Regions from separate parts of the Mus musculus genome. Here region 2 is linked to region 1. The links are chromatin loops, found by intact Hi-C in ENCODE. Cell type or tissue: left cerebral cortex. All regions are shown on one strand. Each heading gives the region's core, and the rest is flanking DNA. Links, peaks and the distances in the headings are about the cores only. Region 1 holds the start of Timm50 (translocase of inner mitochondrial membrane 50). Region 2 overlaps Med29 (mediator complex subunit 29).

Region 1 (5,370 bases), core at 276-5,275:
GTACGAAGAGTTTTCTTGGTCTTAAGTATAGATATGAAGTTGGGGAAATAACCAGATCTTAAGTAAGTTTCTCCATCTAGAAAAATAATGCTTCTGGAACTCCAAAGGGCTCTTCAGAGTCTGTTGCGGACAGGAGAAAGATGATTAGGGCTGGCCTTTGTCATTCAGGCCTGTCACCCAAGCTACTTAGACCTGGGGAGGACGATCACAGGTTCATGTCTTATCTGAGCAAGTCTCACTGAGGGCAACAAGCCCCTTTACTGCAGTGCTTCTTAACCTGGGGGGAGTAAACATGTTTGGGGGAGTCGAACGATCCTTTCACAGGAGTCACATCAGATATCCTGTATATCAGATATTTACATTATGTTTCATAACTAGCAAAATTACAGTTATGAAGTAGCAATGAAAATACTTTTATGGTTGGGGATCATTACAACATAAGGAACTGTGTTAAAGGGTTGCAGTATATGGTTAAGAACTGCCTTAGGACCCGAGCCTCAGAGGGCAGGGCACAGTGGTACATGCCTTTGATCCTAGCATTTGGGAGGCAGAGGCTGGTGGGTCTCTGTGCTGTCTACAGAGTGGATTCTAGGACAGTCAAAGCTAAATAGTAAGACCCTATGGGGGGTGGGGGTGGACAGGTATACTCAGCAATTCAGCTGGGACACAGCTTAATGAAGAGTGCTTTACAAAGTAGGTGTGGCACCATGGCTTTAGAAAGCCAGTCTGTAAAAAGTAACAGGTAAGAATGGAGTTTGGGGGCTGGAGAGATGGCTCAGCAGTTAAGAGCACTGGCTGCTCTTCCAGAGGTTCCGAGTTCAATTCCCAGTAATCACATGGTGGCTCACACCATCTGTAATAGAATCTGATGCCCTCTTCTGGAGTGGCTAATGGAGACAGCAATGTACTCACACAAAATAAACAAATACATAAATCTTTTTTTTTAAAGATTTATTTTATTAATATATGTAAGTACACTGTAGCTGTCCTCAGACACTCCAGAAGAGGGAGTCAGATCTTGTTACGGATGGTTGTGAGCCACCATGTGGTTGCTGGGATTTGAACTTTGGACCTTCGGAAGAGCAGTCGGGTGCTCTTACCCACTGAGCCATCTCACCAGCCCCATAAATCTTTTTTTAAAAAGTAAAAAAGAAAAAAAAAAAGAATGGATTTTGGACTGTTCAGAACTTACCCAGCCTATGGTGAAATACAAGGGAACAATTAAGACCTAGATCTAGAAAAAGAATCTGTGCCACCACTCCCCAACTTGATAAAACTAATTTTTAGGCCAGGCGTGGTGGTGTACGCCTTTAATCCCAACACTTGGGAGGCAGAGGCAGGCAGATTTCTGAGTTCAAGGCCAGCCTGGTCTACAAAGTGAGTTCCAGGACAGCCAGGGCTATACAGAGAAATCCTGTCTCGAAAAACCAAAACCAAAACCAAAAAAAAAAAACAAAAAACAAAAAAACCCCAAAACCTAATTTTTAAAAAATGAAGATATATTTCATGAATACCTATGTTCCCTCCACACAGTTATATCAATATAAGGCAAACAAGACTTACCATGTCAAGGCAGTGTTTTGACCACGGGCATTTTCACCCAAGTTAATGTGAGGAAAACAGCCTAGTTCAAATGACTCAACTTTGATTCCTTGGACTCTCGGTGGAAGCTGAGAGCCGACTCTTGAAAGTTGTCTTCTGACCACGCCCTGTGGCATGAGGCTGACTGAGCACACTTAAGCAGCACCCCAATCCATTTCATTCCACTCCAGAAATAACAGCTCTGAATTCTGTGTGGCTTTCCTTTGCCCAACTTTGTAGTTTTACTATCTTAGTGCTTTGGATTTTTTTGGGTGGGTGGGTGGGTGTCTTTTTTTGGAGACAGGGTTTCTCTGTGTAGCCCTGGCTGTCCTGGAGCTCACTCTGTAGACCAGGCTGGCCTCGAACTCAGAAATCTGCCTGCCTCTGCCTCCCCAGTGCTGGGAGTAAAGGCATGTGCCACCAATGCCCTGCAGTACTTTGGATTTTTAAAGTTTAAGTGTAAAAATCTGACTTTTTTTTTCCCATTGAAAACAACTTGTGGGGGCTGGAGAGATGGCTCAGCGGTTAAGAGTACTGGCTGTTCTTCCAGAGGGTCTGAGTTCAATCTATAAAGAGATATGATCCCCTCTTCTGGCATGCAATTGTACCTGCAGACAGTGCACTCATACATTTAAAATGAGTGAATGAACGAGTGAATAATAAATGATTAAACAAATAAAGGAATGAATAAACAAACAAATAGAAAACAACTTGGGCAAGACTCATGGTGGCTCCCGCACCCCTAATTCACTGCTTTCTTAATCACTCTAAAGCCTAAACAAGTCAGCACGGAACGTTCCTTTGGTTGAATCCAGATGAGTGGTAGATCCAAATGAGTGGTTGGGCAAAGGAAAGATACTCCAGTCCTTTCTACAAACTCACGGCGTTAGGGGTAAAAAGAGATCTGGAGACGGGAAAGAAGACTGGTTCAGCCTCCTGGTCCACGTGAGAAAAACTGAGGGATGCTGGGTCAGCTCACTTTTTGGGCCTCTGTCCATTTCTAACGATGGGAGGTGAAAGGCAAAGTCCGAGCGACTGGATGGTGGCGGTCCTTAGGGCCCCAGGGGGCGTGGTGCCAGATGACAGTATTCCAATTTCGCGCTCAGCCAGAGGAAAGACCGACTAGGAGCGCACCAAAGGTACTCCGCCCAGTTCTTTTTGTCCCTCTCGGGTTCCTGTCCACACGCACTACCTCAGCGATCCCATTGGTCGTAGTCCTCGCCTGGGCGGGAGAGAGGGAGCGAGTGGGCGGGGCCGCGTGGCGTCAGCGCAAGATGGCGGCCTCGGCGGCTCTGTTCTCGCGCTTGCGGAGCGGGCTCCGGGTAGGCGCGCGGGGGCTGTGCACGCGGCTAGCGCCGCCACCTCCCCGCACTCCCGAGCAGGTGAGCGGCGCCGGGACGCGCGCCCCGATATGGGGCTTCTCTCTAAAGTTTTGGGCGTCTGGTGGCAACCCCGGCGGGTCTGGGAGACCGCACCTCAGGGTGCTGAATGGGACGGAGCCCGCGTTTTCGATGTTTCCATGCTTCCTGTGTGGACCACAGTTGCTCCCCCGGGGCTGGATTATGGAGGCCCGGAGTGCATCCCCTGGAGCCCAGGTCTCAACCACGTGGGTGCCGGGAGAGGTCACCTGTTCTGATCTCGGTGACCATTCAGGTGATACTTGACGGGGGTGGGGCCCAGGGCGCTAGGGACCCAGGGTCTGTCCCAGTGACATTTCAATCGCCTCCTTGAGCGAGAGGAACAGGAAGGATCCAGCCTGCCGTCCGTTCCAGCCTAGCCATTCTGACCTCCAAGTCCATGACTTTCCGTTCCCAAAGTCCCAGACAGGAGATTGCCTCTCCTCGCTCTTGCTTCCTTCCCTTCCAAACCCCTCCATCTTGGGCTCTGGGTATCCGGATATCTTAACTGTTCGTTCTGTCCCTTGGGTGCCCTCTGTCCCTTTAGTTTTGACATCTCTGTGCTAGCGCGCGCGCGCACACACACACACACACACACACACCCATCCCTTATTCTCCTTGCCCTACTCTTCCTGGCTCCAGACCCTGCAGTGCTATTGCTTCCAAGACCTTGAGCAATTTGCCCTTTCAGCTCTTGAACCCCTGTGATTCTCTAGACAGTTTAGTTGTGACTGTCTGAGGGGAGCAGCCTCTGAACTCACCCCTTCAGGGACACAGTTTTCTGCTCTGGATGTCCACTTCCTGGTTCTTGATCTTGAGGCTGCTTGGACAAATTTAAGTATTCTGTTATTTCTCTCTGTGTGACCTCTCCTCCATCCCCCTCCACTCAGGTCACTGAAATTGCCAACCGTGGGGGCTCCAAGGCCCAGGGGCCACAGCACCAGCCAGGCTCCGAGGGTCCCAGCTATGCCAAAAAAATTGCGCTCTGGATCGCCGGTTTGCTCGGAGCTGGTGGGACTGTCAGCATCGTCTATATTTTTGGTGAGAGACATAACCCTTGACTGTTGGCCCCCAGATTTCTACTGTGAACCCCCCCTTTCTTTCCCCATACTCAGTTCATTACCTGGCTCCTCCAACTAGGATACTCACCTTGAAATTCAAGAAGTCCTCTTCGACCCCTTGTACTTAAAAGTTCTATCCTCTAGTTGTTCCCTGTACCTGAATTCAGGAACTAAGGGAATGGTGGGAAGAGTAGGGCTAGACCAGTGTGCTTGGTTTCAGTCCTGGGACAAGGGACTGCGGTTCGTATTGGTGGAGAAATAACCTGTCACCGTGCCTGAAGCTATGTGTCCATCTCAGCAGCAGAAGTCTACCTTCCCCTTGTGTGTCCAGCTCAGCCCCAGCCCACTTGGAATCCTGACCCCTAACCTCTTCCTCCCTTTATCCAGGAGCTGTGCCTCTAGCCATAATCCCTTTGAGTGGGGAGTCCCCACCCCTCACTCTCCTCCCCCCTCCAGACCCAGTAGACACTGCTCCAAGGCTCCAGTTTTCTTCATTTGTCTCTTGTCTCCTTCCCTGGCAGGAAACAACCCTGTGGATGAAAATGGTACCAAGGTGAGGAGAGTGAGAGGCAGAGGTGTGAGGGGTCGGTTCTGTGAGGGTGCGGGGCAGGTTGCCTTCCATTGGGTCAGGCTCTCTATAGTCTGCACTGAGCCTCTCCCTTCTTCTCTGGGACTCAGCCTGGAACTCGCAGACTGAATGTGCTGGGCTCCTGCCTCTGCCGGTTCAAACCTTTCCTTTTTTCCCCAGATTCCTGATGAATTCGACAGCGGTGAGTGATTAAACACAGAGCTGGGCTTCCTTCCCACCTCTGCTGCTCTGTTTATTCCTGTAGAGTGCTCTTGGCCTGTCTCATACACCAACCCCTCCTCCATCCGAGGTGTGGCAGTTAGATGGCTCAGGGGACAGACGTGACAAAAGCTCCCTTTCGCGGCCCCACCGCCCTGGAGCAGATGGTCAGGGACAGATGGGGGCAGGGAGCGTCAGCAGTCCATCCCAGACACAGGGCTTTCTGTGCCTTAGATTTGGCATCTGCAGCCCCTGACCCCACTCTTTTATAACACCTTTTTTTTTTTTTTAAATCCCCAAGTCCCTACTCCAACCCATGCCTCATTTCCAAAACAGTGTCTCTCTGTGTCTGTGTCTGTGTCTCTGCCCTGCTTCTCCACACACCCCGACTACCAGAGTTTGTTAAGGGACTTCCAATAAATTCGATAGTGGAATAGTTGTGGTTTTTACCGGACCTTTTCTTAGAGAAGGTGACGTTTGTGGGTCCGAAAGGCCCCTGTTTGTGTGGGAGGTCTGCAGACAGCATGTACAAGCACTGACCGCT
Region 2 (5,370 bases), core at 1-5,000, 75 kb before region 1:
GCATATGAGGTTGACCTTTGGCCATACACCCTCAACCATACACACACAAAAGTTCCCTTAGGCTAGCAAGCCTGTGGTATAGTCCTATCATCCCACTGCTTAAGATGCTGAAGTAGGAAGATCAAAGTTCAAGACCTGTCTGAGTGGCTGGGTGACATCTTGCTTTAAAAGGGAAAAAGAAGAACTAGGTATGTTGGTTCCAGTCTGCAATCTTTTTTCTTTGAGACAAGGTTTCTCTGTGTAGCCCTGGCTGTCCTGAACTCACTCGCTTTGTAGATCAGGCTGGCCGAACTCAGAAATTGGCCTGCCTCTGCCTCCCACGTGCTGAGATTAAAGGCCTGCGCCACCACGCCCGGCCCAGTCTGCAGTCTTAACTTGAGAGGCTGATGCTGGAGGACTGCCATAAGTTCCAGACTAGCCTAGGCTAGGAGCACTGGGGCCAAGAGAAGCGGGGACTTAGTTGAGTGGCAGAATTTCTGTAACACAAGTAAAGTTGTAAGTTCAATCCCCAGGACCCCACTCAGTCACTTCCAGGCCTGTCAGTAGAGCCTGCGGAGCTGTGGTAGGCTGGGTCTTATTAGACTGCATGTAACCCCTGTGTCAGAGAGTGCTGGAGGGTTTGAAGTGAGGACATTTCTTCTTGAGGAAATGAGGGGCATGTTAAAAATGCCTGAGCCTGGAGCTGGGAGCCCAAGGAGGCTCCTGGTTGAGCTGTGAGGAAGAATTGGGGACAGACAGAAACTTGGAGGCTTTGCCAGGCCAAAAGACTGATGGACTATTGGGGAAAGAGTTCCCAGGGCTATGGTGGGAATTAGGAAGGAAAGGTGATAAATGAAATGATTTTGCCGGAGCTATAGAAGAAACTTCTGTTCACCTTCCAAATAAGGGCATAGCCACTAAAACAAGGTTCAGAGTGCAGCATGGTGATGTGAGCTCATGTAACACATTGTGGGCTGGGGCTTGGGAGAGGTCAGGACTGGACGGCCAGCCACACCACTGCGAAGTCTCAACCCTTGCCACCAACCTTCAATTTTACTGTTTATTTTTTAAAATGAGCCCAACTTGCTATGTAGCAAAGGATGACTGGACTTCCTGTTCCACCTCTCAGTTGGGAGTACGGTCACGTACCCCCATCCTATACTCCTACGCCTGGCTCTTATCAAGGTTTCTGCTAGCCTCAGCAAACACTGTCCAGCCATGGGAAGGACAGGGTTTACTACAGGCTGGCACACAGTACAGCTAAATGGAGTTTTGTTGCAAGATTAAGTTACTTTGGCTGAATTAGGACGATTTCTCCTAACAAGGGAGTCACCTCTGAGGCAAGGACTCAGAAAAAGCCTTCTGGGGAGGTGGTGGGAGGCTGGGAGGGACCTGAGCAGTGAAGAGAATGGCAGCCTTGGAGGGAACCAGGACAGAAGGCAGCTGCCAGTGCAGTGCCATTAAGTGGACCCCAAGCCTGGGTGTAGTTAGGACAGTTATCACTTATCTCCTGTGGCACACATCTGTCTGTCACCTGCTCTCACCAGGCAGGAGAGGTGACCATCCGACCCATTTAAGGAACTGGGCGTGCCACTGCACTTGGTAGTTCTGTTTTAAGGCATACACCACCACTGCCAGGCAAAGATTTTAATTATTTTATGTATATGAGTATACTGTAGCTGTCTTCAGACACACCAGAAGAGGGCATCAGATCCCGTTACAGGTGATTATGAGCCACCTTGTGGTTGCTGGGAATTGAACTCAGGACATCTAGAAGAGCAATCAGTGCCCTTAACTGCTGAGCCATCTCTCCAGCCCTGGGTAATTTTTTTTTTTTTAATTATTGCATCTTCTTGTCGTCGGGCCCTGCCATTGTGCACACGCAGAGACAGCAGGCATCGTGGGGTGATTATTTTCCTTCTACTATGTGAGTCCTGGGGAATAGAACCCAGGTCTTCAAGCTTGATAGCAAGCATCTTTACCTACAGACAGACCACTGACCAGCTCAGATATGTGCACTGATGATCCCAGCTCTCAGGAGGATGAAGCAGTAGAGGAAAAAGTCTGAGGACGGGGCTGGCGAGATGGCTCAGGGGGTAAGAGCACTGACTGCTCTTCCAAAGGTCCTGAGTTCAAATCCCAGCAGTCACATGATGGCTCACAGCCACCCGTAATGAGATCTGATGCCCTCTTCTGGTGCATCTGAAGCCAGCTACAGTGTACTTACATATAATAATAAGTTAATAAAAAAGGTCTGAGGACAGCTTTGTCTACGTAGCAAATCTCTAACTGAATAGCAAAAACTGTTTGGTTTTTTTTTTTTTAACAGGGTTTTCTCTATGTAGCCCTGGCTGTTCTGGAACTCACTCTGTAGACTAGGCTGACCTCAAACTCAGAAATCCGCCTGCAGAAATCCCAAGTGCTGGGATTATAGGTGTGCACCATCACTGCCCGGCAGCAAAGACATTTAATAGCCTAATCCCAGAGAGAAGTAGGCACGTGTGCTGGGTGACCCAGTCTGACTTTGGCTGCCCATCAGTTTAGCTCCAGGTTGGGGGGAGAGGAGGCTGCATCCAGGAAAGTGATGCTGTTGTTCTCTTTTCCACAGCGCCTGGCCCACGAGTGCCTTTCACAGAGCTGTGACAGCGCCAAACACTCTCCAACACTGGTACCCACAGCCACAAAGCCAGATGCAGTGCAGCCAGACAGTCTGCCCTACCCACAGTACCTGGCTGTCATCAAAGCCCAGATCACCTGTGCCAAAGACATTCATACTGCCCTGCTGGACTGTGCCAACAAGGTCACTGGAAAGACTACTGCACCCTCTACTGGCCCTGGGGGCAGCCTCTGAGGTCTTTCGGGGAGGGGCAGAGAATGAAGTATGGCCTGAGGCAAAACAGGTGGTTCCTGTTGCTGATTTGTCCGTGCCACAGTAATGCAGCTGAAACCAGCAGGGGGCAGCAGAGTCTTGCAGACAGCACAGACCTCAAACCCCACCACCACCACACCACTGTTGCCTCCACCCACGCTGCTCCCCAACCTGGAGTGGACCTTCCCACTGGGCCGATGATTACCTCTGTTCTGGGGACTCTGACTCCCCACCTGGCCCTGGGTTAGCACTAACTGAGCCCTTTAGACCTTCCTCAGTCTGTCCCAGTGTATGGATTTCCTTTTAACCCACCTTTTTCCAGTCCTGCCATCCTATCTCAATCAGTCCCCTTTTGTTGCCCCCAACACCTAACTGGGATCGTATTATACAAGAGGAACCAAAATGCCTGGGTTACTAGGGCTACAGGAAGGGACTTTCTGGCTCACAAAAGCAGCGCGTGAACGTAAGCCCTGACCTCAGCACAGACAACCTAGGAGAAGTTTGGGTCCACATTGGACCCTGCGTCAGCAGAGCTCTCTAGCTGTTCTGGGGAGGGGCCGAGGGGGGATATTGTGCAATGTGTGGGGAGGCCTGCTCAACAAGACTCCTTGGTCTCTATATTTTTAGCTCCAAAGCAGAAGTGAAAAGGCCCCAGCTTGAGTGAATCATGGATTCTGGGGAAGACCCCAGCTCCTCCGGGAAACAGGCCCTGGGGAGGGGGCTTTGGGGAGGGAGGGGAGGCCCCAGCCTGTGGGCCTGGACAAGTGCTGGATGGAACTACAAACCAGGCCCGGCTGCCAGTGGAAAGGCTAGCGTGACAGACTGGTTAGGGAACTGCCCCACCCCATATCTTTTGGGCCCTGGTTCCCATGTCACCAGGTTCCTGTGTCTACAAAAGTCCCAGAGACTGTGGAGACCTCCATGATGTACAGGAACCCAGATCATCACACTAGGAAAAGTGGAAAATGATCAAAATGAGAATGTATACACTGTTCAGGCATTCCTCCCTGCCTAGCTTGACTATTGCATGGTCTTTCTGCAGGGAAGGCGAGTTCCACCAGTTTGATCATGGGCCTCATTTCTTTTCATTTGGAGTTGTAGAGACAGTCTCTCACTCCATAGCCGGGGCTAGCCTTACAGTATAGTCCAGGCTGCCATGGAACAGAACCTACCTGCTATTACTTGCCAAGTATTGTGATTATATCGTGTGAGTGTGTGGGGAGTGCTTGCTTACACGTACAGGGTGTATGGAAGGGGGTGCCTGTGTGGAGATAGAGAAAGCCTTTTAGGCCACAGTTTCTCCTGTTTTCAGGCACGGAGGTTCTCTTGCCATCCTGTTGCTTGGCCCTTTGCACACACCGGCCGGCTTAGGCGCTCCCACTTTGCTGTACACGTGTTGGTTGCAGGTGTGCACTTTAGCTGGTCTTCAGTGCACTGTGGTTCTTTCCCCTACCCTTTACCCTCCCCGACCCAGTTTTACCTCCTAATACTGGATAAACAAGGCAGAGAGGAATTAAGAAAACCTCTGAATCTGATTTCTTTCCTTTTGTTTCGTCTTTGACCATGGTTGTTTTGTCTTTGACCATGGCTACTAACAAACCGCAGCCAACCTCCCTAAACAATCAACAACTACCCACCAAGCCTGTCTGGGCTCTACCACTTCTATGCCATCTGAAAAGTTCCAGAATTCCAAACATCACACAGTCGCAGAAACTATCTGTAGATGGCTAAGCCATGCCTCTGCTAGAGCACGAGGCAAATCATAGTCCACTGCCTCAAACAGTCCAAAGCAGCCCCCATGTCCCACCCCTAGGATTAAAATGGAAACGTTCTTATATTTCTGTGTTTTAAAAGAAACCAAAATTGCCACTACAGTGCATCACCATATTCATCTTGCTTCTTGAGTTAGGGTCTCATTGTGTAGCTCAAACTAGTCTTGAACTTGGAAATCTTGCTTCTGGCTCCCAAGTCCTAGGACTATAGGGCTGTACCACCATGGACTTTAACTATACTTAGAAAATGCCTTGATGTCTTGAGGTGGAGGCAAGGAAACTGCAAGTTCAAAGCCATTCTGGGTGACATAAGACCTCATCTCAGCCAAAAGAGAAAAGCCAAGCCTTCATTCAGCAATCCCTAGACTCCTATGTGGTTAGCAATGAGCTGGGTCCCAAAGTGCTGCATCAGACTCACGGGTCTTGTCATCTGTGCACCGGGCGCACATCTCCTTCACCATTCTTTGTTAACGTTAGTGTTCTGGCCTAAAACTGAAAACACTGATCCTGTCCAAGGCAGAACACGTCAGTTTCCAGCCAGGGGCTCACTATACATTGGCTGGGTTATGGCAGTTTGTGGCTCAAGGAGACAAGTATAGCTGGCCCCTTGGGGTGATGTCGACACACCACATGCAGGTAGGCGTGGCACCCAGGATACAAAGCCTTACTGCTTAAAACCACACTCTGGGTGACAACAGACCATGGGGTGACAGGTGTGTTTTTCACAAGCCCACACCATAGAAGATAAGC

The links. Hi-C counts contacts between places; a loop is a spot of excess contacts. Peaks named below come from ENCODE experiments on the same cell type or tissue, not always from the same donor. Only the 100,000 strongest peaks of a DNase experiment are listed, where the experiment ranks them.
Region 2: it touches region 1 in a loop (2.2-fold over the local background); 1 of 42 quality-filtered maps calls a loop at or near these places.

The regions. Positions count from the first base shown.
Region 1 is chr7:28,309,518-28,314,887 of GRCm38, reverse strand. Timm50 (translocase of inner mitochondrial membrane 50) reads left to right here and starts at 2,842. Exons shown (of 11, transcript NM_025616.3): 1 at 2,842-2,963; 2 at 3,869-4,019; 3 at 4,561-4,592; 4 at 4,788-4,809. The coding sequence starts at 2,856. It overlaps Gm51445 (a long non-coding RNA gene), which reads right to left and starts at 5,048. Exons shown (of 3, transcript XR_003946618.1): 1 at 4,128-5,048; 2 at 3,740-3,798; 3 at 2,115-2,803. In left cerebral cortex, for the core only: a CTCF peak has its summit at 2,656; a DNase peak (open chromatin) is centred at 2,776; H3K4me3 peaks cover 1,476 bases; H3K27ac peaks cover 442 bases.
Region 2 is chr7:28,384,242-28,389,611 of GRCm38, reverse strand. It overlaps Med29 (mediator complex subunit 29), which reads left to right. Exons shown (of 4, transcript NM_026042.3): 4 at 2,588-4,365. The coding sequence ends at 2,830. Among named protein-coding and RNA genes, the nearest start is that of Med29, 5.8 kb to the left of the region's middle. In left cerebral cortex, for the core only: CTCF peaks have their summits at 1,728 (motif pointing right) and 2,931 (motif pointing right); DNase peaks (open chromatin) are centred at 2,944 and 3,339; H3K27ac peaks cover 332 bases.